Regions from separate parts of the Mus musculus genome. Here region 2 is linked to region 1. Evidence: chromatin loops called from intact Hi-C (ENCODE). Cell type or tissue: gastrocnemius. All regions are shown on one strand. Each heading gives the region's core, and the rest is flanking DNA. Links, peaks and the distances in the headings are about the cores only.

Region 1 (11,958 bases), core at 5,693-8,192:
GAGGGACGGGGTTTCGTTTTCTCTCTCTCTTGCTTCTTGCTCTCTTGCTTCCTGCACCCTGGCTCCTGAAGATGTAAGAATAAAGCTTTGCCGCAGAAGATTCTGGTCTGTGGTGTTCTTCCTGGCCGGTCGTGAGAACGCGTCTAATAACAATTGGTGCCGAATTCCGGGACGAGAAAAAACTCGGGACTGGCGCAAGGAAGATCCCTCATTCCAGAACCAGAACTGCGGGTCGCGGTAATAAAGGTTCCCGTAAAGCAGACTGTTAAGAAGGATTCAACTACATGAATTCAGAACTTTTCAGCTGGGGAACGGTGGATACCAGTAAGTATAGCTTTACGAGGTACGCCTGGCCTTGAACTTTCTAACGAAATTCAAGACAGTCTATCAGAAGTAAAGTGGGGAATAGCTTTACAAGGTACGCCTGGTCTTGAACTTTCTAACGAAATTCAAGACAGTCTATCAGAAGTAAAGTGGGAAATGGCTTTACAAGGTATATTTGGCCTTGAATTTTTTCTGGTGTTAGGAGCCCTTTTGTTCCTTTTCACATGTTATCAAGTGATTAAGATAGGGCTGAAAATTCTAGAGGAAATTCAGGACAAGCTATCAGAAGTAAAGCGGGGAGAGAGAGTAGGAGCAAAGAGAAAATATGGTTCACAAAATAAGTATACAGGCCTTTCCAAGGGTCTTGAACCTGAGGAAAAGTTTAGGTCAGGTAAGAATACCTGGGGAGAGATTAGAAGGAAGGAGAAGGAAAAAGAAAAGAAAAAAGATCAATCAGCGGAGGCTTCTAAGAGAAGGAGCCTATACTCATCACTAGATGAGCTCAAGGAGCCAGTTTTTAGTAGTTCTGAATCAAATGAAAAGGCTATTAGGGCCTGGAAGGCGCTCTCCCGAGCAGGTGAAGCCACTGGACAATAATGACAGAGGCAGGCTCTTGCAGCCTACAAGGTCTTATTGTCTACCCTGGAGTTGTAGATCAGAATTGTAAAGGGGAACTTCAGGTTCTCTGTTCTTGTCCTCAAGTTGTCTTTTCTATATCACAAAGGGACAGAATAGCTCAACTAATAATAATTTTGCCAAGCCTACATGGCTGTTTTTTCTTCTTCTGGTATTCCTTGAGCTGCCAGAGGGATTGGTTCTACTGAAAGTGATTCTGATTACTTAATAATGCCTTTAGATTGTTGTCAAATTTTATCTACTCACGTAGGGGTAAACCCTCGTGGCGTCAGGCCATTACAGGTCTGACAGATGGATGTCACGCATATTTCCTCCTTTGAGAGAAATCAATATTTACATGTTTAGATAAGAAGAGATCACCTCCATACCTTAAATGATTTTCAAAAGCTGTTGGGAGATATTAATTGGCTCAGACCTTTTTTAAAGATTCCTTCCGCTGAGTTAAGGCCTTTGTTTAGTATTTTAGAAGGAGATCCTCATATCTCCTCCCCTAGGACTCTTACTCTAGCTGCTAACCAGGCCTTACAAAAAGTGGAAAAGGCCTTACAGAATGCACAATTACAACGTATTGAGGATTCGCAGCCTTTCAGTTTGTGTGTCTTTAAGACAGCACAATTGCCAACTGCAGTTTTGTGGCAGAATGGGCCATTGTTGTGGATCCATCCAAACGTATCCCCAGCTAAAATAATAGATTGGTATCCTGATGCAATTGCACAGCTTGCCCTTAAAGGCCTAAAAGCAGCAATCACCCACTTTGGGCAAAGTCCATATCTTTTAATTGTACCTTATACCGCTGCACAGGTTCAAACCTTGGCAGCCACATCTAATGATTGGGCAGTTTTAGTTACCTCCTTTTCAGGAAAAATAGATAACCATTATCCAAAGCATCCAATCTTACAGTTTGCCCAAAATCAATCTGTTGTGTTTCCACAAATAACAGTAAGAAACCCACTTAAAAATGGGATTGTGGTATATACTGATGGATCAAAAACTGGCATAGGTGCCTATGTGGCTAATGGTAAAGTGGTATCCAAACAATATAATGAAAATTCACCTCAAGTGGTAGAATGTTTAGTGGTCTTAGAAGTTTTAAAAACCTTTTTAGAACCCCTTAATATTGTGTCAGATTCCTGTTATGTGGTAAATGCAGTAAATCTTTTAGAAGTGGCTGGAGTGATTAAGCCTTCCAGTAGAGTTGCCAATATTTTTCAGCAGATACAATTAGTTTTGTTATCTAGAAGATCTCCTGTTTATATTACTCATGTTAGAGCCCATTCAGGCCTACCTGGCCCCATGGCTCTGGGAAATGATTTGGCAGATAAGGCCACTAAAGTGGTGGCTGCTGCCCTATCATCCCCGGTAGAGGCTGCAAGAAATTTTCATAACAATTTTCATGTGACGGCTGAAACATTACGCAGTCGTTTCTCCTTGACAAGAAAAGAAGCCCGTGACATTGTTACTCAATGTCAAAGCTGCTGTGAGTTCTTGCCAGTTCCTCATGTGGGAATTAACCCACGCGGTATTCGACCTCTACAGGTCTGGCAAATGGATGTTACACATGTTTCTTCCTTTGGAAAACTTCAATATCTCCATGTGTCCATTGACACATGTTCTGGCATCATGTTTGCTTCTCCGTTAACCGGAGAAAAAGCCTCACATGTGATTCAACATTGTCTTGAGGCATGGAGTGCTTGGGGGAAACCCAGACTCCTTAAGACTGATAATGGACCAGCTTATACGTCTCAAAAATTCCAGCAGTTCTGCCGTCAGATGGACGTAACCCACCTGACTGGACTTCCATACAACCCTCAAGGACAGGGTATTGTTGAGCGTGCGCATCGCACCCTCAAAGCCTATCTTATAAAACAGAAGAGGGGAATTGAAGAGACTGTACCCCGAGCACCAAGAGTGTCGGTGTCTTTGGCACTCTTTACACTCAATTTTTTAAATATTGATGTTCATGGCCATACTGCGGCTGAACGTCATTGTTCAGAGCCAGATAGGCCCAATGAGATGGTTAAATGGAAAAATGTCCTTGATAATAAATGGTATGGCCCGGATCCTATTTTGATAAGATCCAGGGGAGCTATCTGTGTTTTCCCACAGAATGAAGACAACCCATTTTGGTTACCAGAAAGACTCACCCGAAAAATCCAGACTGACCAAGGGAATACTAATGTCCCTCGTCTTGGTGATGTCCAGGGCGTCAATAATAAAGAGAGAGCAGCGTTGGGGGATAATGTCGACATTTCCACTCCCAATGACGGTGATGTATAATGCTCAAGTATTCTCCTGCTTTTTTACCACTAACTGGGAACTGGGTTTAGCCTTAATTCAGACAGCCTTGGCTCTGTCTGGACAGGTCCAGACGACTGACACCATTAACACTTTGTCAGCCTCAGTGACTACAGTCATAGATAAACAGGCCTCAGCTAATGTCAAGATACAGGGAGGTCTCATGCTGGTTAATCAACTCATAGATCTTGTCCAGATACAACTAGATGTATTATGACAAATAACTCAGCAGGGATGTGAACAAAAGTTTCCGGGATTGTGTGTTATTTCCATTCAGTATGTTAAATTTACTAGGGCAGCTAAATTGTCAAAAGGTCTTTTTCAGTATATGTTACAGAATTGGATGGCTGAATTTGAACAGATCCTTCGGGAATTGAGACTTCAGGTCAACTCCACGCGCTTGGACCTGTCCCTGACCAAAGGATTACCCAATTGGATCTCCTCAGCATTTTCTTTCTTTAAAAAATGGGTGGGATTAATATTATTTGGAGATACACTTTGCTGTGGATTAGTGTTGCTTCTTTGATTGGTCTGTAAGCTTAAGGCCCAAACTAGGAGAGACAAGGTGGTTATTGCCCAGGCGCTTGCAGGACTAGAACATGGAGCTTCCCCTGATATATCTATGCTTAGGCAATAGGTCGCTGGCCACTCAGCTCTTATATCCCACGAGGCTAGTCTCATTGCACGGGATAGAGTGAGTGTGCTTCAGCAGCCCGAGAGAGTTGCAAGGCTAAGCACTGCAATGGAAAGGCTCTGCGGCATATATGAGCCTATTCTAGGGAGACATGTCATCTTTCATGAAGGTTCAGTGTCCTAGTTCCCTTCCCCCAGGCAAAACGACACGGGAACAGGTCAGGGTTGCTCTGGGTAAAAGCCTGTAAGCCTAAGAGCTAATCCTGTACATGGCTCCTTTACCTACACACTGGGGATTTGACCTCTATCTCCACTCTCATTAATATGGGTGGCCTATTTGCTCTTATTAAAAGGATAGGGGGAGATGTTGGGAGCCGCGCCCACATTCGCCGTTACAAGATGGCGCTGACAGCTGTGTTCTAAGTGGTAAACAAATAATCTGCGCATGTGCCAAGGGTATCTTATGACTACTTGTGCTCTGCCTTCCCCGTGACGTCAACTCGGCCGATGGGCTGCAGCCAATCAGGGAGTGACACGTCCGAGGCGAAGGAGAATGCTCCTTAAGAGGGACGGGGTTTCGTTTTCTCTCTCTCTTGCTTCTTGCTCTCTTGCTTCCTGCACCCTGGCTCCTGAAGATGTAAGAATAAAGCTTTGCCGCAGAAGATTCTGGTCTGTGGTGTTCTTCCTGGCCGGTCGTGAGAACGCGTCTAATAACAAGGGCCCTCAGATCTTTGTTCTCATTTCCTTCCTGCACAGCCCCCCTTCCTGACTCCCCTTCCGGTTTGTAAGTTTCGGAGAAACTCTTGCTTTCAAGGGGCTTCCTCAGGGGGTGAACTAGAAACAGGAGACTCCAGAGCTGTCCCACGGGACCACTGCAGGCAGACTACAGGGTAACACAAGGCCAAATGATCTTCAGGGGGAGCGGCAAAATCCCATCTCTGGAAATGTCAACTGCACCGAGGAGAAGGATCGTCCGGAGTGCACTGGAGCAAGGAGGAGGGTTTCACGACCCCTAAAGCCCTTTGTAACCCCAGATGCCATCCCCCAGATGAAAACAGTGAAGCCAGAGGTGGTGAGGAAATGGAGATGCCAAAAGAGAGGCAGATGGGGAGGGGGGTCCCCGCAGAGTTCTCTTCTGCTTTCCGGTTTCCCTGGAGGGCTGGCTCTAGCTTCTCTGCCTGCCTCTGTCAATTTCCATCAGTGTCCGATTTCACTTGATAAGGAAGCAGAGGGAGGGGGAGGGGGCCTCACCAGGCTCTGCAGGGAACAGTAATGGCCCTGAAGCAGAAACAGGTGCTCCCTTCCTCGATGTCAACGCTTCCGGCCCCATCCCGGGCCATACAATAACAGCGGGGAAATTAAATTTAACAGGAGAGAAAACACAAGCCTAATTAAAGCAAGGGTTGTTTTGAACTCTGCAAATATACCGTGTAAAGCGGACAAAGAACCCCGGCCAGCCTATTTCCGAGTTCCAGAGAAGAAAGAACAATACAGTCAGGTCAACAAGCCGGGGGCCCTAGGGCCCCGTTGTCCTGGACAGGATATAAAGATGAATAGCTTCTTTTCTTACCCTCAAAATACTCCCAGGCTCCAACTGCACCAGAAAGCTAAACAACAAATGATAAGGAAATGTGCACTATAAAACATGCTTCGATCTGCGTTACCAGAAGACGATATGGAATCTCCCTGGAAATTGCAAGTAAACAGACTATATCCCAGATCCGTCGCATTCTCCCAGGGTGGTTCAGAGGCAGCTTTACAGAGCCCTACAGAAACGGTCTAAAACCTGTGTCCCTCGTCCCTCTTTGGTTCAGTCTAGAGCCAGTTTTAAAAGTAGGTCTCCCTCCCTCTCTCCTCCCTGAGGCGTATTCTCTCTGTGTAGCCCTGGCTGTCCTGGAATTCATTCTGTAGACCAGGCTGGCCTAGAACTCAGAAATCTGCCTGCCTCTACCTCCAGTGTGCTGGAAATAGGGACGTGTACCACAACAGCCTAGCTAGAAATGGTTACACATGAAACCATCTTCCATTAGCGCCTTAGTCTAGTACCTCAGTCATGTGAGGGGTTGGGACTGTGTTGTTACAATTCATTCACAGACCAGAGGCTGAGGTTCAGAAAGGGCCAGTGACTTCCCTGAAATCCAGCAGGTAAAATCATGCAAGAGACTGGTGACTTAGGCACTCTCTTGAGAGATCGTATTCTCCACAAAGCCTCTGCTGTGACATTGGTGTGGAAAGGTTATTTAGGGTGCTGTGCCTGTAGGTTTTGGTGAAAAAAACCAGAAGGTCCTAGAATCACATTTTCCGGGGATCTTTGCAGAATTCTTCATTACCTCTGTTTTGATACCCAACTACGCATGTCCTGTTCCCAGGCAACTTCCCTGTGGCATCCATGTGTGTACAATGCTACATGCCTGACTGCAGGTAGAGTCCTTGCCCTCCTACCCTGTCAACCAAAGATCCAGCAAGTGAATGAGAAGCATGGAGACATGAGAAACAGAAGCCCTTGCCTTCCAGGTGGTTGGAGGTAAATATGATGGATCTAGGTGAAACGTGCTCGTTCATGCTGTGTCTCTAAGTTCCATGGAGACTGGATGGTAATTATATGGATGGATTGATCCATAACCCTGACAGTCAGGGAAAAATGGAGAAAATATCAAAAGTGAATGATGTCAACTTGATAATGCAGAATTCACCCGGGGAAACACACATGACTTTGGGGGATGATCTTGATTGCCTTAGTGGAAATGGGAAGTTCTGCCCACTGCGGGCAGCATCATTCCCCAGGCAGGAGAAAGCGAGCTGATCACCAGCATGTGCACATTCCTTGTCTCTACGACAGTGGATGAATGTGACCACTGCCCTCAAGCTCACGAGGTTTTGAAATCCCTGCTGTGACCCCTTCTCTCTTAGGTTGCTTTTGCCAGGTCATCTTTATAGCAAGAGGAAAAGAAACTATCACAGAAGGGAAGAGGGGCAGCAAGAGAGAAGCTAGAACTTTCTTGGCCGAAAATTATAATGAATTAGGTAAAAACCAAAGAATAAAAAGCCAGGTCCTCAAAGGCATTGAGCCAATCCTCCTCCTTCAGAAGACTTCCTTGCGTTTGGCAGAAGACCTATGGACGGAACTCACCACAGGGTGTGGGTTAGACTGGGAAGTGGAACTGAGGAACTAGTTAGCTTTTGTCACTTCACGGGGTTTCCTCCTGCAAGCTCCTCCCTGCGGATTACCCCTGGCACCCCAACCTACCCCATCCTCAAATGTGTTGCTGCTGCCCCCTGCTGGATGAACCCTGTCAGACCCCCCACACACACACACACAACCCCTACTGGAAGGCCGCCATTTTCCACATGCAGGCAGGAGCTGTAGGAGGCAGGCAGGCAGTAAAATAGTATTTAAACATAGCCAGAGACCAAAATAAATCCGTTCTGGAAAAGGTCTGAAACCTCTGGCTAGTAATCAATATACAAGCTTGTGAAAGAGGGAGAGCAAGAGCGAATGGGGGCAGAAAGCCACCTGGAGGGGGAGGCATGAAGGCCTCAACTGTCTGCCTTGTGCCCTGGATCCATCTGAAGTAAACTCCCCTCCCCAAAGACAGTGTTATACGCTCAGGGAGGTTTGCAAAGACTACATGGCTAAGAGAACACCTTTCAAGCTCTTCAGTGGCCCTTTCTTCCCTCTTATTCCAGAGATCCAGACTTAGCCATTACCTTCCATGTTAGCCTTGCTTCACATGCCTCCCCATCTCCCAGCCGTTGTTCCCGTTCAACTGACCTTTTCACAGTGCCCACGTTCTCCCTCCTCGCCCCACTGTCACTCTAGCATCTATGTTCTCTCCTACTCACACCCCAACACTTAACAATCTATTAATAGCATCTCTGTGTGTGTGTGTATATGTGCATATAGAGATGAAACAAAACTGAACAAAAATGAAATAACAGAAATGTATATAGAGAGATGGATAGATATAGATATATATAGAGAGAAGGTTTCTCTGTGTAGCTCTGGTTGTCTTGAAATTTACTCTTAGACTGGCCTCAGACTCACAGAGATCCACCTGCCTCTGCCTCCAGAGAGCTGGGATTAACAGGTGTGCACCACTGTGCCTGGCCAGAAGAGATAAATTACTTAAACCAATAATTTCTTCATTGTATTTTGTATCTTTTGAATTTTGAACTATGTAACCATAACTCATATTCAAAAAATAAAATCATTTTTTGTTTAGTTTTTTTTTAAAAGATAGGGTCTCATATAGCCTAGGCTGGCCTCAGATTTGATATGCAGGCAAGAATAACTATCCTTGAACTCCTGATCATCCTGCCTCCACTCACAAGTTCTGGGATTAGAGGTATCCATCACCAAGACCAAGGCAGTTCGGGGAGCAAGCCCAAGGCTTCCTGCACAGGCAATCACCTTTTCACCAACTGAGGCATGCCTCCAGCCCTTATTGGTTTGCTTTTAATCAGAAGTAGATGAGAAATCTTGGAAACATAACATATATAGTAATTTAAAATAATCAGTGGACAGAATAAACTCTGCTTTAAACATGAACTGTGAACTAGAACATGGTAAAGGAGCCGAGTATGGTATCACATGCCTTTAACCCTAGCACTCAACAAACAGGTGGGCAGAGCTCTGAAAGTTCAAGGCCAGCCTGATCTACATCTACATGAGGAGTTTCAGGATAGACAGGGCTACAGAGAAAGATCTTTTCTCAAAACAAACAAACAAACAAAAATACAAATTAAATAGCTGTACACTCCAAAAGGACCCTATTACCCTACAATATATAATCACAGCTCAATGCCAGAAAGACAAGCCACCCACTTTAATAGCAGGAATGATTTTAAACAGACTTATTTTATTTGGTTTTTTTGAGACAGGGTTTCTCTATATAGTCCTGGCTGACCTGGAACTCACTCTATGTAGACCAGGCTGGCCTCGAACTCACAGAAGATCCACCTGCCTCTGCCTCCCTAGTGCTGGGATTAAAGGTATTCGATACAAAACAGGCATTTTAAATATACTCTAAAGCATTACAAAATCCATATTCAGTGTCACTTGTAAAGATGCCTAGAATTATAAAGAGAGAAGAGGATGGGAAGAAGAGAGATGGGAGGGAGAGGAATAGGTAAGGATACAGAAAGATGGACACCCTCCTGCTCCAATGGAGGGATGGGCCTGCTGTGGAAAACGCTATTCTCATAGACTTATTGTGTAGCCTACTAATGCTCCTCCTAAATAACTCTACTCAAAAATTTTAAAACATTTAACTATAGTTATGCAAAGCTGTATATAACTTCGTAGCAGTACTGTTGATAATATCAAAATTTGTAACCAGGGGGCTGAAAAGATGGCTGAGAATGGAATCTGGGCACCACAGACTGGATCTGGCTCGGGGCTGGGAGGAAGAGGGACTCTGGTTAGTCCTGCAGGGGGAGTTCTTGGCTTGGCTTGGCTTGGTGGCTGGGAGTGCAGAGAGGCCTTCTACTGGAGTTTAAATAGCAGCTCTGAAGGCAAAGGGCATCTCTGTGGCTCCCTATGGCAGATCTCGATGAAAAGAGGCAGTCCATGGTTTTAAGGCATTTATTGTCATGGCAGAAAGTGTATGTGTAAAACTGTACCCCACTTTTCAGGGTGGGCCTGAGGTTAAATACCTTTTGCAGGGAGGAGTATCTGGGGAGGCAAGCTTATTGGCTAAGCTCTCCAGGCCTTTAGGAACTTCATTAAAATGGAAATCTGTTTTGAGACTATGTGACGACAGATCATGTCCTCTGCATGTGAGGGGCTTGGGGCGTTGTTCTTAACGCGACTGATGGCCACAAATCTATGGGGGTATTCCAAAAAAAAAAAAAAAAAAAAAAAAAAACCATAAATTTTTGTAAGGCAGTGGTGGAGCACACCTTTAATTCCAGCACTTGGGAGGCAGATTTCTGAGTTTGAGGCCAGCTTGGTCTATGCAGTGAATTCCTGGACAACCATGGCTACTCTGAGAGACCCTGTCTCCAAAAAATAAGTAAATAAATCTTATTCCCAATTTAAAAACCGACAGTAATCAACTCAGATGCCATAAAGAAAGCAACTTTGGGGCTGGAGAGGTAGCTCAGTGGTTAAGAGCACTGGCTGCTCTTCCAGAGGTCCTGAGTTCAATTCCCAGCAACCATATGGTGGCTCACAACCATCTGTAATTGGATCTGATGCCCTTTTCTGGTGTGTCTGAAGGCAGCTACAGTCTACTCATATAAATAAAAATAAATAAATCTTTAAAAAAAAAAAAAGAAAGCAACTTTGCATTACTTACATGGAACTCCACTAGGCTGGTAATTCATCTCTTGTTCTCTGGAGGACAGAGTGACTCAAAGCTATACATTTGTGAAGACTGATCTGGGCACACTGGTCTCACATTGGCTTTCCTCTGGGGTTTAAAACTGTTCCTCGTGCCCTATCTGGAGATGTGATGTTCCTTCTGACCTGCTTGTGTAACGTATGTGGCTTAATCTGCTAGGCTCTTGCTGACCAGTAAACTTACATCCTGCTCTCTGTCCACACTGAAGGCAGTATTTTGCCACACCAGATACTGCTCCCTTATTTCTCAGTGTGTTCTACACTTAAATGGGAAGCTCTGTGCTACCTGGACCCTCGGACAGTATTACAGATACAAATAACAGCAATGACGAGGGATGAGAAGACATTTGTCATAAAGACATCAGAACTTCCCAGATCTATTCCTTTAACGTGTGCATTGATCTGCAGTTTATCTTTTTAATTTTCAGTAAGCTTGACAAGCTAAGTTTAAAATCTGTATGGAGGGAGGACTGTGACATGACTTTAATCTCAGTATTCAGGTGGCAGAGGCAGGTGGACCTCCCAAGACTATAGAGAGAGATGCTGTCTCCATCAATCAATCAATCAATCAATCAAATCTATATGCTGGAGCAAAAGGTTAAGAATAACCAGAGGAAGCTGGGCGTGGTAGCGCACACCTTTAATCCCAGCACTCGGGAGTCAGAGGCAGGCGGATTTCTGAGTTCGAGGCCAGCCTGGTCTACAAAGTGAGTTCCAGGATAGCCAGGGCTACACAAAGAAACCCTGTCTCGGGGAAAAAAAAAAAAAAAAGGAAAAGCAAGCAAGCAAGCTGAGCAAGCCAGGGGAAGCAAGCTGGTAAGTAACATCCTTCCATGGCTTCTGCATCAGCTCCTGCTTCCTGACCTGCTTGAGTTCCAGTCCTGACTTCCTTTGGTGATGAACAGCAGTATGGAAGTGTAAGCTGAATAAACCCTTTCCTCCCCAACTTGCTTCTTGGTCATGATGTTTGTATAGGAGTAGAAACCCTGGCTAAGACAGACATATATGAAAGTAACATCTTTTTTTTTTTTAAGTATCACAATGTTTATTGATAGATACAAGTATATAAAATCAGGGCATGAGGGGCTGGTGAGATGGCTCAGTGGGTAAGAGCACCCGACTGCTCTTCCGAAGGTCCAGAGTTCAAATCCCAGCAACCACATGGTGGCTCACAACCATCCGTAATGAGATCTGACTCCCTCTTCTGGAGTGTCTGAAGACAGCTACAGTGTACTTACATATAATAAATAAATCTTTAAAAAAAAAAAAAAAAAAAAAAAAAAAAAAAAAAAAAATCAGGGCATGAACATGACTTGATAAATTAAGTAGATTTAATTTCAATACTATAATAAGAGGGACCAATTCAAATTCTCACCATTTGTTTCACACCCACAAAAACCACTTCAAGGGCATTGAAAGTAACATCTTGATATACAGAAAGTAAAATAAATGAAATATTTTTTTAGAAAAATTGATTAACTTGCTTTTTCCAAAATCTGGACTGAGTCAGACACGAGGCGAATGCATCTGGAATCCCAACACTCAGGAAGCTGAAGCAGGAAAGTCCAGAATTCCAGGCCAGCAAGACTTTGGCCCAAACCTGGCAAGTGTGAAGGAGGGATTGCCCCTTGATAGAGGAAGCAGGAACTACTCTAACAACCAGGCTGGGCTACTGTGGTAACTTGAAGGAGACTATTTCCCCCAACATCACCACCAGGCTCATGGAC
Region 2 (11,958 bases), core at 5,483-7,982, 70 kb before region 1:
TATTGACAGGTGTCGCCTGTAAGACAGTCTCTCTACATTCCATGCTGGTGATTCTGTCATAGGTGGATCCTGGAACTCTCACAGAAGGGTAGGGCTCAGACCCATCGGATGGGTCTCAAGTGTACTGAACTTGTCAGCAGGATGCAGTTTCTTGTTGAGCTAGATAAACCTCTTAAGAAGTTTGAGAAGCAAGATCATCTAGGTGTTCCCACACACTGGGAAGCTCACAGTATGTACAGAAGATAAAAATAGTAAGTATAGACAGTAAGACTAGCCAGGTATGCAAGCTATAGCTGTAATCCCAGCATCCAGCAAGCTGAGGCAGGAAGATTGCTGCCTGTCAAGGCTATAATAATTCCAGACTAGCCTGCACTAAAGTGTGAGGTCCTGTCCTGGTTGGTTATTTGTCAACTTGACATAAGCTAAAGTCACTTGAGGAGAAGAAACCTCAATTGAGAAAGTGCCCCTAGCAGATTTGTCTGTGGGCAAACCTGTGGTGCATTTCTTTTTTGATAGATGTGGTGAGGCCCACGGTGAGGTGTGGTACCCTCCTTGGGCAGATGGTCCTAGGTGCTATAAGAAGAAATGCTGAAAGCTACTAGAAGCAAGCCAATAAGCAGCACTCCTCCATGGCTTCTGCATTAGCTCCTGCCTCCAGGTTCCCACCCTGCTTGAGTTCCTGCCCTGAACCCAAGGTTATACACTGTGCTCTGGAAGTATGAGCTGAAATAAATCCTGCCCCCCGCCATGTTACCTTAGATCATGGTCTTTTATTACAACAATAGAAACCATAACTAAGACAGATACCGCCTCAACAACAAAAGCCAAGGATGGAGAAATGGCTCAGTGGTAAAGTGCTGGTCCAGCAAATCCGAGGGCCTGGGTTTGGATCTCCAGCATTTGAATCAAAGGCAGGCAGAGTAGTGTATTCCCATGGAGCTTGTGCTAAGGAGGATGGCTGGGTTCCATGTGAGACCTTGTCTCAAAAGACAAGACAAAGCAAAACAGTAAAGGATTACAGCTAAAAGCAGTTGCTACTCAAGCATGGTGGCCTGAGTTGACCCCCAGAACCCATAATGGAAGGAGAGAGCTGAATTCTGAAAGTTGTTCACCAGGTACAAACATGGCTGTACTCATGTGCACAGCATACACACACACACACACACACCACCACCACCACCACCAACAGCAATAATAATAAAATTACTCTTTAAATATTAAGAAGAAAAGTAGTTGAAGAAGTTAGGAGATCATTTCTGGTCTCCAAGCACAACACACAGGAACACACACACATAACAAAATAAAAACAAAGGTAGCCTGCTCACCAACATTGGAAAATCGAGCCTGCCTAAAAGCAATATCATCTTGTCATGAACTCACAAGAACACAACCAAGAACATCGATGTACAAGAACAGGGAGAGCAAGTGTGTCTTAGAGACAGGATCTCTGGGTGGAGAAGCGGTATGAAGGACACCAAGCCAAGACCTTGGGCATACAGACTGCTGGAGCCGGACTTTAGCTCATGAGTAGAAGCCAAATAGACAGACCAGGCTACTTTCTGAAAAGGATGTTTGGTTTGCTGGAATGACTTCATCTAATAACTGGAAATTTTCCACTCAGCACGGACAGATTCAAAAGATGCTTAACCTTTGCGTGCAAACATCCTGGCTTGTAGTTTATAGGCAGACCCACACTGTCCCAGAGCTGCAGGATTTCCCTTGCAGCTGGCACTGTCTTCCTGCATACACATTCAGGCCAGGCAGTTCTATTTGGGCCTTTCCCCTCATTCTTCCTTTATTTTATGGGTGTGGGTGTCTTGCCTACATGTAGTCTTATTTGCCTTGTGAATTCCTGGTGCTCACTAACATGGAGAAGAGGGCTTTGGATCCTCTGGAACTGGAGTTACAGACAGTTTGGAGTTGCCCTGTGGGTGCTGGAGATTGGACAAAGAGCCAGTGCTCTTAACTGCTAAGCCATCTTTCCAGTCTATGGGACAATGGACCATGCCAGGAAACTTGGTAAGGTTGAGTGGGTCTGAGACCCCGGCACTCAGGTACCCACCTAAGAAGGTAGGGGTCTCCCTGATCCCCACTAGATTCCTGGCCTGAACGCGGGCCACGCTTCTTATCTGTGGTCACATAGGCCAAAACAGAGTTCTCCATGCTAATGAGGTAGGTATCTACATGGGTTAAACCAATAAGCTTCTCTCCTTGGACGTTCTTCCCCGCAAATGGTATTCAATCTCTGGTGTGCCCTGACGAGGTGGTATGCATCCATTTTCCACAATGAATAATCAGTAAATAGTTTGGAGCCAAGGACTGTCTCTTTCATCAAAAACTGCTGTGGGGAGCATGAGAAGGCCTTCACCTACCCAGCCGCACTCCCTAACTCTCCCGCAGAAGGCCTGCCTGCACTCCAAGACAACCCTCCACTAAGCTAAGGACCCAGCCCTCTACAGCAGCAGTGAAGGGTAAGTACGGTCCAGGGTCTCTGTGTTCTGCCTCCCCAGCAGAGTTTCCCACACCCCAGCGGCCGGGGAGAACATGGACTCACACCCATCTGGAGCTGATCTTGCACAGCTTTGGACAGTCGGGCTGCAGTGCCTGACAGACCATGAGGATGGAGTAGGAGTAAGAGCTCACCAGCTCCTGTGAAGGATCAGGCTACAGAACAGGAAATCTGACGCAAAGGCTAAGGTAGCAAAGCAGACAGGCACAGTGTGAAGACGGAGATGTCTAGCTTTCTGGCCCTCTCCTGTCAACCGTTAGATATCTGATGGGGAATATTAGATATCAGAGCCAGTGCTTCAACTGAAGGGACCCTTGGGTCGCATCATGTTGGTTTGTTATATACTGAGACCTAATGGGTAGATATTACAGAGCATTTGACAAACTTCCATTAAAGTTGGTCTGGAAGTCAATAAAATATAGTTGGTATTTCTGGCTTAAAAAAAAAAGAGGAGGAAGAAGAGGGGAGGAAGAGGAAGAAGAGGAAGGAAGAGGAAGGGGAGGAGGGGAGAGGAAGTAGAGGAGGGGGAGGAGAAGGGAAGAGGGGAGGGGGAGAAGGGGGAAGGGAGCGGAGGAGGCGGGAGGAGGACATCTTTAGAAACAAAACTGCAGGAGCTGGTGGGAAGGCTCATCCTGCCCTTCTACAGAATCAGAAGTGGGTTCTTAGCACCCAAGTCAAGAGACTCGCAGCTGCCTGTAACTCCAGCTGCAGGAGAGCCAAGGATTTATTCTGGCTTCTGTGGGCACTCACACCTACATGGCACTCAAACACCAACACTCACACACTCAATCAATCAATATCCAAAACTTAAAATCTTAATAAAAAATATAAATCCCGGGCTGGCAAGATGGCTCAGTGGTTAAGAGCACCGACTGCTCTTCCGAAGGTCCAGAGTTCAAATTCCAGCAACCACATGGTGGCTCACAACCATCCGAAATGAAATCTGATGCCCTCTTCTGGAGTGTCTGAAGACAGCTACAGTGTACTTACATATAATAAATAAATAAATAAATAAATAAATAAATAAATCTTTAAAAAAAATATATATATATATATATATATCCCCTTAGCCAGTCATGATGGCGCACTCCTTTAATCCCAGCATCCTGGAGGCAGAGGCAGATGGATCTCTGCATTTAAGGCCAGCTTGTTCTACAGAATAAGTTCAGGACAGCCAGGGCTACACAGAGAAACCCTATTTGGGGGTGGGGGGGAATCCCTTTTAAAAAAGAGAGAGGTAAAACCTCAGGGTGCCTGGGTGAGGGGGCAGGAAGGCAAAACTTTATGCTTCTAAAAAGTTAGAAATCTATGTGGCGTTTTCTTCTCTAATCAAGCATTAACATCGAAGCCGGATTTTCATTTTGCTGTCTCTCTTCAGAGAAAAGATGCTCTACTCCCTGAAACAGGAACTAGAGGAAGTTGATACTACTCAAGATCTAGTTCAAGAAAGTCAGGGTTGGCCTGAAAGCAAGCGTGAAGTGTTTCGCACACCCAAAATGTTAAGAGCAGTGGCCCCCGGTGTGAAAGGTCTCCCATGGTGTTAAGAGGGGAGCAGGGGCCAGGCATGTGGCCCGCCAACATCTTAGCGGGGACAAAGGTGGGTTCTAAAAGTTAAAATCTCAGAGAAAAGCTACACATGGACAGGCTCTTCTGAAAGGGACAGGATAGCAATGCCGTGAGAAAGAAAGGTATTTGGTTTGGTTCTCAAGATAAAAACAACATCTAAATACTCTGTCACTCGTCAGCAGCACCTGTGGACCCGCGTCCAGCGGTCAGGATGCTGTCCTGCTAAATCCTATGAAACAGCTCATGGAAGCAGAGACGTTTCCTTCCAAGGTTGAGAAGCAGAATCTGATATTAAAATGATCCTGCCCAACTCTGCATGGCGTTGGAGGTAGAATGGAAAGGGGGAGGGGGAACATCGAGGCTACGCAGATTTCTTTGACAGTCTCGCCCTTGCTGTATACTTTCATTCTTAAGTTCTTCAACTGTGTGGTCCGTTTGGCTGCTTTTCAATGTGGAGAAATTATCATCTGGTTCCCGACTGACCAGAGGCTCTGGCATAGGGACGGTGACCTGTTCTCTAAGTCTCCTGGAAAAGAACCAGCTGTGTGCTTCTGGAGCCTGGCATCTTGACCTGGCCAGAGCTTTCCTCTTCCTCCTTCCCCCGTGTTTCTTCCCTTACCGTTGCAGTTTGCCGCAGCACTGGTAAGAACAGGAAGTGCCAGGTTTCCTCTCCAGGGCTTCCGTAGAAGGGATGTGCTTACCACATCGAAAACACCAGCCGGAAGGAGAAATGCTCACACCCTCTAGAAAGCATGGCCCTCTCCGCCCACCCTACCCCCACTATAGCCACGTACCTCCTCTATGCCCTCCCATACTGGCCCCACCCCACCCCCAAGAGCCTCAGAGCCATGGGTTTGGGCCGCGATCACACTCAAGCCAACTTTAACCCCACTGAAAATTGGTTTGATGTTTATAATCCCGGCACTCGCGTTAGACTTTAAGGGATTGGTTGGATGGTTCAGTTTATGGGTCACGTGCTTGCCAGCAAACTTGACAACAAACTGGAGCCCACAACAAGAGGAGGAGACAAACTCCACAAACCAACCTCTGACTTCCACACAAATTCCCTGGTGCACGCACACACACACACAAATTACACATGTTTTTAAAATGGAGGAGGCCAATGCTGTCCGTGGTGTCACTAGCTGTAATCCCAGCATTTAAGAGGCAGGAGTTAGGGAAGATCAGAGAGGAGTTTGAAGCCAACCTGGGTTATGTGGGACCACCATCTCAAACAAACAAACAAGCAGAGAGATAAAGAAATGGAAAGACGGAGTGCCTATAAACACCCTCCAGGCTGTCCCCACGTTGTGATGATGCCTCTGGAGTCCCAGTTGCAATAGGTGACAACTGCTACTCTGAGCCTCCTTACCTCTGCCCCATATGAACCTTCTCCTTATTTGGCATTTAATCAGTAAACGTGTGTTTTTCAGGGGCCACTGTTTTGATATCCAGGGCCGACAGTTTGATATACTTGATAGAGATGGTAGGGTGCTGAGATGGCTTTCTGTAGCACACTGATAACATCTTGACCTTAATCCCATGTGATCTTCTGCAAATCTTATCTGTTCTCAGCCCAGTGTTTCCCTCAGATGAAGTGGAATTATATAAAACATTAGTACAGAATAAGTGTGAGAACTGTTAGTGGTGATGGAAGGTGAGATGGCTAGTGGGGAGTTTTTAAAGTTGCTGTTAGTTTAATGGAGTCTCCTGGTTTGAACTCAGTCTCCTGAATTTCCCGCTGCATTCCAACTTCACCGTCATCACGGACTCTGTGGAACAGTGAGATCTTTGTGCGAAAAGCCCTCAGAGAGCACCTTGGGACACTCGAGACCACCACACTGTGGTGTCAGGTTGCTGTGAACAACAGTAGTGTCCTCGTTAAAAAGAAAGTGCTGGGCTGGTGAGATGGCTCAGTGGGTAAGAGCACCCGAAGGTCCGAAGTTCAAATCCCAGCAACCACATGGTGGCTCACAACCATCCGTAATGAGATCTGACTCCCTCTTCTGGAGGGTCTGAAGACAGCTACAGTGTACTTACATGTAATAAATAAAATAAAATAAAATAAATCTTAAAAAAAAAAAAAGTGCTTTTTAAAAAATAGTTTTATGGGGGCTGGCGAGATGGCTCAGTGGTTAAGAGCGCCGACTGCTCTTCCAAAGGTCCCAAGTTCAAATCCCAGCAACCACATGGTGGCTTACAACCATCCGTAACGAAATCTGATGCCTTCTTCTGGATTATCTGAGGACAGCTACAGTGTACTTACATATAATAAATAAATAAATCTTTAAAAAAAATAGTTTTATGTCTTTTGCTTTCCCTTTGTCTGTTGATGAATATTTTTGCTCCAGATACCTTTACAGTTGGCATTCCTTCTAGGCTCCGTCCAACAGTTACCTGGCAACAGCCGGGTAGGCCTGGCTTGCTATAAAGGGGGCTGTTCGGCTCCTTCACACTCCCTCTGCTCCTTCTCTTTCTGACTCTCTTCTCTCCCTGACTCCTCCCTCCTCTCTCCCTGATCCCTCTTTCTTCATGTGTTCCTGGACTGCCTCTCTTCCACCCCTCTCTTTCTGTCTCTCTGTGTTTACTCTCTTCTCACTTCCCCTTCCCATGCTTTAAATAAACTCTATTCTATCTATACTATAGAATAGTATATGGCTGGTCCCTCAGGGGGAAGGGATGCCTCAGCACGGGCCCGCTAAGGCACACCCCCATCCTCACCATACCTCTCTCTACAAAGCACATCCTTGACTTTTTTAAAAATATAGTGCTTGGTGCTGACTCTTGGATTTAGAAACTTTCAGGTTCTCATTTCCCAAGATTCAGATTTACAAACTTGCAAGTACATATTTCCCAACGCCACATGGACTTTGCAGACATTGGAAATTCTAGACCTCCATCTAAACCCTGGAGAAGTGGTAAGCTTCCCTTCCACTGGTCATCGTAAATGGCCCCTGGTTCCACGAGAGGGCTGTTGAACTCGAAGCCACTCTCTGATGTCCTTGAGGCTGGAGTTATTCACAGTTATGACCCTTCGTTCTAGGACATCTTCCCTTGGGTGCGATTTTTCTCTCTGCTTGAGGCAGTTTCTTTCTCACTGCTGGGAAATCCTAGGCCTAGGTAAACCGTTCTCTTGATTGTCATAGCTCTTTCTCTAGCCCCCATTTCATCGCATGACACCCTGATGATCTGGCTTGGCTGCCAACACTCCTAGCTATCACATGAATCCTCAGAAGGCTGGTTGAGATAATTGACAGCTTCTACTCTCAGTCCAAAGGAACCGTCTTCACCAATGCTTCCAGACTCCCTGCTGGGATGTCTCCCACTCTTAAAGGCTTCTGGATTCACAGGCTAAATTTGGCCCCAATACCCACTAAACAATACCTCTAAACAGCTGCTTAATGGCACTTTAAAAAGAAAACTTGTACAGCTCTCAGTAGCGATCCAAAAGATGGAAAAATTTCTATGTAGGCTTTTCCCCACCTAAGTTCCCAACCATCTTATTCTCGCTCCCAGACCCCTTCCCCTTTGACTTTTAGCCCCAGTCTCCAGATCTTGTTTAGGACCTAATTCACTCTGCAAAGGCACTTCTTCCACACTCCTGTAGCCCCTGCCTACCTCCACTGCTGCCAGCTGCTCCAAAGAGCAGTCTCCGATTTCTATTTGCACAGCATGAAGCAACTGACCCACTCTGCACAAACTTCTCCATGCACAGGGACAGAGGTTGCTTTTGGTGACAGTGAGAGACCGCCTGTCTGCCAGACAAAACATTTCAGTTTGTCTCTGCTGATCTGCCATCTTTATTATGGTCAGATAAGGTTTTCAAATGTTATCACATCAGCACCATTTTACCTAAGGGTGGCCATAGATGCAGCACCATCTTTGTTATAGGCAGTCTTGGGACTATCTAACATTTTTGTTATGGGCAGTTTCCACCTCACTGTCTTCCCACTTGAGATTTCTATCCTGCCTTGATAAATAATAATTTTAACATTAATGTAAAGATTTACAATGGTAAAAAGGTTAAAGATTACTGCTTTAATATATGTTCAGCCTTGTTTTTGCTACTGTCATTAAGTTACAATGTGCTTTCTATATTTGCTAGATACATTCTAGAACAAATAATTAAACAGATTGTCTAATTCAAATATACTTAATAGATACTGGCTCTCAATCTTGTCAGAAATCTGCTAAATATAGCATTAAATGTTTAAGCTTATGATGACAGAGACTCCCAAATCCTAATCTTAAACCCCCAAGGTCTCCGAGAAGATATAGGCACAGCAATAATATTCTACCTGAATTGCAGTATGATAACCACTGAGAAACACTACTCCTTTGCCTTACCCACTGTCAGGGCAAGACCTAAACTGTGGACAAACAGGGAACCCCCAGACAGTTAAATGTCTCATATTACCTACGACAAGGTGAGTCATTTCTCCCGCGTCTCTGCTTCACAGGAAAAAGCCCCTCATCTTCTGGGCCTGGGGGTCAGACTGCCTCTGCCCCAGCTGCGATGGAGGAGGCGACAGGGACCTGGGAATTGTTTAGGAGGTAGACTATCGACCAACGTCTGTCATTTTAAATAATATATGACATCTAGGTTATAATTTGTTCTTCCCAGATTTCTGATTACATTGATGGCTTAGCTTAGCCATCAGCTTGACAGCTAGAGAACAGACCTCTAGCTCCTTCCACCACCATATTAGCTCATTAGTCAATCTGTTAACTAGTTAAGACTACCGCATCTCTTATCAAAAAGACACATTTGCTTTGCTCACAAGCTTCATGATAAAAGATACACAAGTTCAGATATAATGTCTCACAGATGTAATCTTCTATTAGTTCCTTAACTAAACTGTTTCCAGTGACTAAATGCTTCATATTTCCTCCCCTTGTTATGCCACTGACCTAACGTTAACCAACAGATGTCTTGTAAATTAGCCTAACTCTAGTAAAACATTCCACTCTACAATCCAAAATATATAATCACAAGTTCATTTTTTTATTTTGTTTTTTTCTTGTTTTTCGAGACAGGGTTTTTCTGTGTAGCCCTGGCTGTCCTGGAACTCACTTTGTAGACCAGGCTGGCCTCAAACTCAGAAATCTACCTACCTCTGCCTTCCAAGTGCTGGGATTAAAGGCATGAGCCACCACGCCCAGCCCACAAGTTCAAATTTTAAGCTTCCTTTGTCCTTTAACTATAACTTCAGATGTTTCCCATGCTAAATCTATATGACCAACTATCATATTCCCAAGGTCAAGGTTTTGAGTTTCCTTTAATTGTCTTTTAAATGTAAAACTTAAAATGTTTCTCATTATGCTAAATGTATATACAGTCTTCTAGAAAGAGGGGAAAAGTTCTTCTTGCTCCTTCGGCTCCACAAAAGGTTTAGTCTTCCCTAAGTTTATCTTAAAGATTATTCATGCTCTTAACAACTTTATCTCTTTTATAAACTTATAAGCTCCAGGAAACCCACTCAGATACATCTCTCATGGACCAGACAGACACCATCTGGACAAGTGCACCTGCCACTCAGTGGCCGATGTTTCTGCCTATCGCCTATTCCAGCCGGTGAGATTCCTCTCCTGTGCCCTAAGACTGGGACTCCCCTCATCCTAACCATCAAGACCTAAGGGATTCAAATGTAACACCAAAGAAAACGTTTTGCTCCCAAACCTACCAAACTTTATTTTCTGTCTCATTTATATGTGTGTGTGTGTGTTTCAGCATCTTGCCAAATCTTGCCTTACTCAAAATCTACATGCATAACAGCTCCAGAGAAGCGACCACAGATGCCCCAGTTTGCTCTCACAGACACTTCTTCTGGACCTGGTCCTTCCCACCCACAGATGGTCCCACAGTCTCTATGTTGCGGGATATATTAAAAAAACAACCTGCATGTTCCCAAGCTTGAACCAGCAACTCTCTGTCCCGTGAGGCTGGCTGACTATGCACTGGTGGGCAATGGTTGACCTGTTTTTATCTGATGGAGTCTCCCTCTGGCTTGGAGCTCCGAAAACATCTCCACCCAGTTCGCTAAGTTCCCACTGGCGGGTTGTTACCACGCTGGCCCTGTGCTTCAAATCCTTCATGGCCTTTGTGGTGCACATCAGGCAAACTCACACTTTGCCACCCTACCTTTCTCTCTTAAACCCAGATGAGTCACCACGTGAAGGAAAACGCAACACAAACTTAGTTCAAAAACAATGGTAACTCAATCTCTGGGCATAACAGCTAAAACCTAATCTTGTAAGCCTTATTAAAATCTGACTCCTCCAATGGTGAATCCTTGTGGATCCGCCATGATACCTGGAAACTCTAGTAGCTATGTCTTACCCTTATTCTGTCCCTGTTCCAAAGGACCTAACTCTCTCCTGCTTCCTCTCTTCCTCGGTCTAACCCAGAAGTCCTGCCTACTCGCCAGTGATTGGCTCCTTTATTCATTAGGGGATTGGTTCACAAGAAGTCACCTGAGTTCATGTGACTCACTCCTTGTCTGCAATCCCTTCCTGGAGAGCAGGCATCAAAATACAAACAGCGCCAGGCCCATCCACAACACTGTCAGATGATCCTGGGCCAGAAGGCTGGCTGTGTAGGTAGGCAGCTGTCTCTACAATGTGTCTCAGTTCTGGAAGCTGTGTTCGGTTTCCTATATATTTTCAGTTAATGTTGGTCATTCTCAGATTTCTGACGGGGTTGAAGGCTTATAGCCTCATATCTAATTCAGGCTATTTAAATTGAGAGGACAGATTTGAGAGAACGACTTTAGATTGTATGTCATCTGAAAAGCCATGCTCTCAAGTCTGTTCTTCTCAAAGTGAATGGCCTGGGTTGGCTATGAGACTATAAGTTTCCACTCCGTTAGAAATCCACAGAATGTGACATTTAATGTTATTTAGTCACTTGTTGTTGAGACTAGTCTGCTCCTGACAGCTTTCCCTGTCTTGGATTCAAAGAAGAAACTGAGCATCTATGAGTTACTCCAGTTGTGGCAAGACACTAGGCAACTATTGCCTCTTTTCATCTACAGACAATACTGTCCAAAGAAAGGACACAATTACAGGTTTAGGACAGCTTGATTCTGCCAAGACAGAGTAAGCTAGTCCTTAATATCCTGTTTCTCTAGGTCTGTCAAATGATTCTGGCCAGAAGGCTGAAGACCGACGCTCCAATGTTTTGAAGTAAGGGACTGTCCAGGTCATCAGTGGTCTCTATAAATTGGTTAAGTTTTGGAAGCTGTGTTAGGCTTCCCATATATTTTCAGTTAATATCTGTCATTCTTTGATTTCTGATGGAGTTGAAGACTTATAGTCTCATAGCCAACCCAGGCTACTTACTTAGAGAGGAACAGTTTTGAGAGGATGGTTTTCAGATGACATACAATCTAAAGTCAGGACATAAGTCAGGTGCAGAACTATAGTCTTTTAAGTTAGGATAGATGACAGAGGTTCTATTTAATTAACAAAGATGATGGACTGGGTGTTAGGTCTACCTTATACCATATAATTTACATTTGGTTACTGGAGTGTGGGACTGCTGGTTACAGGGGATTATAGCAGAGAGGGAACTAGTGACTCCTTGTCCTGCAAGTCAGATGCTGGGGGGGGGGACGACAGGGGGGTTAGCTCTAGAGAATTGTGGTGGCAGAGGCAGAAGCACAGGAGTGTGGCCTGGCCCTGTGGAGAGTTGGTGGGTTCCACTTTTAATAGTACCAGCAATACCCATGCCCTAAGTAAATTCTATTCTATACTATACCTGTTGTATGGCTGGTACCTCATGAGGAAGGGATGCCTCAGCATGGGCCCTCCAAGGCACGCCTCCCACTTCACCATACCTTACACTACAAAACATATACTCGGCTTTAAAAAAACACGACAGT

The links. Peaks named below come from ENCODE experiments on the same cell type or tissue, not always from the same donor. Only the 100,000 strongest peaks of a DNase experiment are listed, where the experiment ranks them.
Region 2: a loop joins it to region 1, with 2.2 times the contacts of the local background. A loop is called at or near these places in 4 of 42 quality-filtered maps.

What each region holds. Positions count from the first base shown.
Region 1 is chr16:32,195,737-32,207,694 of GRCm38, forward strand. No RefSeq gene overlaps it. Among named protein-coding and RNA genes, the nearest start is that of Bex6, 22 kb to the left of the region's middle. In gastrocnemius, for the core only: a CTCF peak has its summit at 7,186 (motif pointing left); a DNase peak (open chromatin) is centred at 7,161; H3K4me3 peaks cover 198 bases; H3K27ac peaks cover 1,088 bases.
Region 2 is chr16:32,125,600-32,137,557 of GRCm38, forward strand. No RefSeq gene overlaps it. Among named protein-coding and RNA genes, the nearest start is that of Cep19, 32 kb to the left of the region's middle. In gastrocnemius, for the core only: no CTCF peak of the experiment used is centred there; no DNase peak of the experiment used is centred there; H3K27ac peaks cover 4 bases.